2 separate regions of the Mus musculus genome follow, and region 2 is linked to region 1. The links are chromatin loops, found by intact Hi-C in ENCODE. Cell type or tissue: left cerebral cortex. All regions are shown on one strand.

Region 1 (2,500 bases):
TTCTCCTAGAGGCTCCTCCCTATATTATCCAGACAGTTTGGCCTCCCTCCTCCTCTTCCACCTCCTCCTCCTCCTCCTCCCCCTCTTCCTCCTCCTCCCACTCCTTCTCCTCATTGTAGTCCTCCTCCTTCTCTCTCTGCCTCAGCCCTTTCTCTCTTTTTCTTCCCCTTCTCCATGGCGACTCCCCTGGCCTGTGAACTCTCAAGAGAGCAGCTTCTGTTTAATATATCTAATCTGGCTTGGATTGGCTCATTTTACCAGCAGAGAAATAACCCATCAAGGACATGCTGACTTAAATTATGTCCAAAGCATGGATCTTGTGATTCCTTTCCCAGATTTTATAAAAGAGGATTCACTCAGAATATTACTGAATGAAGTATGAGTTCTGTAGAGAGCTATTCATTCAGGATCTTCTAATCATGGATTCTAACAGTCATTTTATTCACTTCAATGTCATTGTCTTTTTCAGATGATATTTCATTTCAAAACCTGGGCTCACAGCCCCCTTCCACAGAACTCTGTGGTCTCTCTATCCTCCTCATTTTGTCTTGCTCCATGGAGGGAGGTTTGTTTTGTTTTGTTTTGTTTTGAACCCAACTACTTCCTCTTTGATTTGGTGGCAAATTGACTGTCTGAGTGAGTAGAATAATTACTTCCATGGCAATGGGTGAAGTTAGAGACAGGCCATTATGTGAGCATTACAGAGAGACAGGGGCTGAATTAAAAAAAAAAAAACAAATAAATAAATAAACCCCAAACCAGTAGCCTTAATAATGGCAGGATAGAGAGAGAAAATTACTGGCATTATAAATTGCTTTTTTTTTTTGGAAAAAAAACTTTATCTTCTAAAAGGCTGTGACAGTTGAAAAAAAAAATCTCTCTCCAGTTTTAATTGTGGATAATTTTGTGAAAGGAAAAACCTCTCTATGAAAAATGGTGTGATGAAATGTGTTTAGTTTGACTTTGGCAAAGCTCTATGTCACTCTGAATGACTGCTTCAAAACAGACACAAATAATATTTGCTATTACTTAAAAGTTTGTGATAATTTGCCTCCGAAGAAAAGGAAGAGATTGAGAATCAAAGGTTGGGCCCTGAGTCTAGCTCCTCCCTAAGGAAGTGTTGTGTACTGCCACCACGTGGAGAGCCAGATAAAGAGTCTAGCATGGCCTTGCCTATCTGGGACTGAGCTTCACCTCTTTGGAAGATGGACACACACCAGGAAGAGAGGCAAGAAGACTTCAGTGTTGCCAGAGCAACTGCTAGGAGACACCTTGGAGTTCAGATGTCACATCTCAACAGGGATGCAGGTCAGTGGTAGAACATGTGCCTAGCATGCACATGACTGTGTTCCCACCTCAGCACCAGCAAGAAAAATCACACGAGAACGCCACAGCTGAATCTCATTTACACCAACCTTTAGTATAATTTGAGCAAGCATTGCTTTCAAGTTCCACAACACGTTATAATTAAGCAATTAGAATGTAAGAAAGAAAGAAAGGAAATTTAATAGAACAGGCATTTCATGTGTATTTTAGCCCAACAGCAGGCAGTGGTATACTGGGGTGATTGATACACTTTAAATATTATTAAGCAGCTTCACGGGGGGCCTCAGCCAGCCAGTAGATAGCAGCTTCTGCACTGGTGTTTAAGACACATGGGCCCTCAACTTCTTTTTCTGGCTTTTCCAATGGCCAATGGAGAAACAAGACACACTGGCTCGGCAAGAACAAGAGACAGCACTGAAATCAGCATCTAAGAGTTCAGTATACTCTGGGACCATCAAATGTAGATGACTAACATATCTCTTCTGCCAGAAAGTTCTCAAGCCTTTGGGAAACCAAGGAAACCTGCAGCTTCCCTGTATGTAGGCTTCACTGTGCAGGAGGCAGCAGCACACACTCGGGGAAGGGCCCAGACCATAAAGGAGCTTGGGTTCCAAGGTCACTTTGCCTTCTACTAGCCATGACAGTTTGATCATTCACTGTGTTCCATTTTTCTCGTTTGAAATAAATTCTCATGGCAATCATATTACCTCCTTCAGGGAGCTTGTTTGAGGCTAAATGAGGCAGCTCCTAGGAGCAGAGCGGCATAGGAGGCAGTAAGTACCAGGCACAAATGTTTTGAAAGCTTAATGCTTAAGTTCACCAAGGGCTGAATCGCGATTGTTATTGATACCACTCATTTGCTCATTCTTTCATCGGACACACATTTGTTTAGCAGATAGTATGAGCCTAGCCGTGAGCAGCCAGCACGTACCTAAACCTGTCCAGCACAGCCCTTCCCATGCAGGAATGTAGACGTGCCGACAAAAAAGTTACAGCAACACGGGAAGCGCATAGGTGAACATTTCCATGATTATACATGTTTCATGCCTGGAGACGCTGGCATGTGATGGACAGCAGACATGGAAGGCGAAGAGGGTCCTCATGAGCCGCACTCAGGAGAGGAAGGAAGGCGTGTAAGTTAGGGGGAGGGGCTATGGAGGCCAAGGAGTCACGG
Region 2 (2,500 bases), 160 kb before region 1:
TCAACCAGCAGACCCAGGGTCCCTTCTTCCTGCACCTTTCCTCTTAACCACTTGTAAAATGGCTTCCCGACAGGACAACTTCAACATCAGATGCTTCCATTTTTCCTGGAGTTAAATAAAACAGTGTCTCTGGGCAGCAACAAGTATAAATGGGTGGTCTCCAGTTATCTGAGTGACCTTAACCACGGGTCGTGAGTGCTCGGGCTGAACTAGTTTTCCTTGGGGGGTTGGGGGTGGACCGGGGAGAGGTAGATGTAACTAATAGATTCTGTGTTCCAGCCAGCATTGGAGGGGCCTCCTCCCAAAGAGGAGTCTAGTTCATACAGATTGGTAAAGGGCCCAGATATTGGAGCTTTTTTTTCAGAGCCTCCAAGTTATTCTGGTGGACAGCCAAGGACATGTCCCCAGGTAGCTGGCCAAGTCCTTAAGGAAAGCTTCTTCTGTCTCCTAAGACCTCCTCATGTAAGCACCCACATGGCATAGACACGTGCGCCTAGTGACTACCCACGCTGTTTGCATGGTGGCTTTGCTCTTGTCATGGAACTCAAGTGGGATTCTGTGGCCTGAGATAGCAGCTCTAAGGCCACACCTCAACAGAGCATCTACAAAACTCTGGATTTCACAGGTGGAAAAATGTAAATATGGAAAAGACGAGCTTTTTAAAACCAAGGAAAGGAAGAAAAAAAAAAAGCTGTGTCTACAGAATGGCTTTTCCAGGAGCCTGACCCGTCTGTGGTACTTTGTGTGCTCAGAGGTAACCTGGAGTTAGGAAACGTTCTAAAGGCCAGCAGGATCCGCCTCAGTTTGGCTGAGAAAGTGCAATCACTGGCTGCCTGAGATATTACGCAGGGATTTGAATGCTGGGTACAAGTGCAACATGGAAATTATTTCAACAGTCAGTCTGAGTGTCAAGTGTCCTGCTGGGCCTCCGGGATCGGATACTCCTGTGGGCGAATGGAGCAGCGAACAGCGGCTGGAGCTCCATGAAGCCCCATTGCAGGGAGATAACTCGGTGGCCAGTCAAATTTGCCCCAGGGTTTTGGAGCTGGCCTTTCTGCTACATGCAAAGCCAGGACGCGTTTCTTGTCAGATGATTCAGCTGTAAGAACGTGCGTGTGTGGTCAAGCTGTCCGGATGGAGTCAAGCCTGCTTGTGTTCCCTTTTGATCCCTACCTTCTCTTACTTCTGCTCCTGAACTGCTGAACCCGGGGAAGAGCTGTTTGCCGTTCCGTGGCAGAATGACATCAGCAGGGAGGCAGTTCCTGGGCCAAGGGAGCCAAGTCCTCAGACACCATCTCGGAAGTAGGACAAGTACATTTTGTTTCTCCAATTCAACCCAGAGAACTGCCTGGTCCCCGAGGCCCGTGCCAAATGTGTTTGCGCAACCTCGGCAGCGGTGCCCAAAATGCGGCGCAAGACTCGGCCAGAGGTTTCGTTTCGTTGTGGAATGAATACTCACAGATGGTAGGGCTAGCGTTGTTGGTGGCCCTGGCTATGTGAATTGCAGGCTCAAACCTCCGCAAAGGTTAGGGTCCTAGAAGGCATGGTACTCGATCTCTGGCTAGGCCTATCATAACCCATTGCCTCAGTACTTAGCCTAGCCAAGGCACACAGAGCATTGAGGTAAAGCTGGCCAGGGCACTGTGCCATCGTATTTTGGCTAGGAGCATGTTCCTGGGCGCGGGTGGGGAGTTGGGAAGGAGAAAAGCTACCAATTTGGCTGTTGCTCCCGAACATTTGCTCTGCATTCTTGAATGCTCTTGGTTAAAGTCCTTATACCCCAGGCAATGGGGCAAGAATGCACACACACTACACATGTGAATGCATGCATACACAGAGAGACCCAAAACATCTTAGTAGATAAAAACCAGCTGTTTTGTGTGTGCCTATATATGCGTATTTTTCTTAGGAGAAATCAAGGACTATGAAAATGTGTTCACATGTAAATGACCAGTATTTGAAGGCTAATGTTGGTATCTTTCAAAGTCTAACGTAATAATAAACTTGTATGTTTTGTAGGGCTTTATAGGTCACAGTACATTCCACATGTCTCATTCATCTGATGGGCCTAACCACGATGTAGCGCATGTGTTAGCTTCTTCTCCAGTTCTACATTTAAGGGAAGCAGGGAAGTACTTTGCTCAAGACTGCATATCAATCAAGTCTCAGGATCAGACTAAGAACAGAGGCCAACCCCATCCAATCTCCTTACCCTGCCGGCCCCTAATCTTTATAGTAAAATGACCAAAGGGAAACAGTCCTGAAATCTACTCATCTATTTGTAGGACTGGATGACATGGCTCAGTCCCTCCCAGAGCAGTCACGAGACCAACAGCAACACCTGCTTCATTTGGGACTAAAACAAAACAAACAAACAAACAAACAAACAAATCCAACGAGTTCCAAGTCCACCCCTGACCATTCGAGTCATCATCTGCACTTTGATAGCATCATGCATATGATGAGCCAAGTTTGGGACAATAGGAAGGATTGAGCTAGG

Evidence for each region. Hi-C counts contacts between places; a loop is a spot of excess contacts. Peaks named below come from ENCODE experiments on the same cell type or tissue, not always from the same donor. Only the 100,000 strongest peaks of a DNase experiment are listed, where the experiment ranks them.
Region 2: a loop joins it to region 1, with 2.0 times the contacts of the local background. A loop is called at or near these places in 2 of 42 quality-filtered maps.

What each region holds. Positions count from the first base shown.
Region 1 is chr3:52,757,625-52,760,124 of GRCm38, forward strand. The region is part of intron 1 of Gm2447 (predicted gene 2447); the gene reads left to right. Among named protein-coding and RNA genes, the nearest start is that of Gm2447, 19 kb to the left of the region's middle. In left cerebral cortex, a CTCF peak has its summit at 1,114 (motif pointing left); a DNase peak (open chromatin) is centred at 1,148.
Region 2 is chr3:52,599,871-52,602,370 of GRCm38, forward strand. No RefSeq gene overlaps it. Among named protein-coding and RNA genes, the nearest start is that of Gm40047, 21 kb to the left of the region's middle. In left cerebral cortex, no CTCF peak of the experiment used is centred here; a DNase peak (open chromatin) is centred at 1,450; H3K27ac peaks cover 806 bases.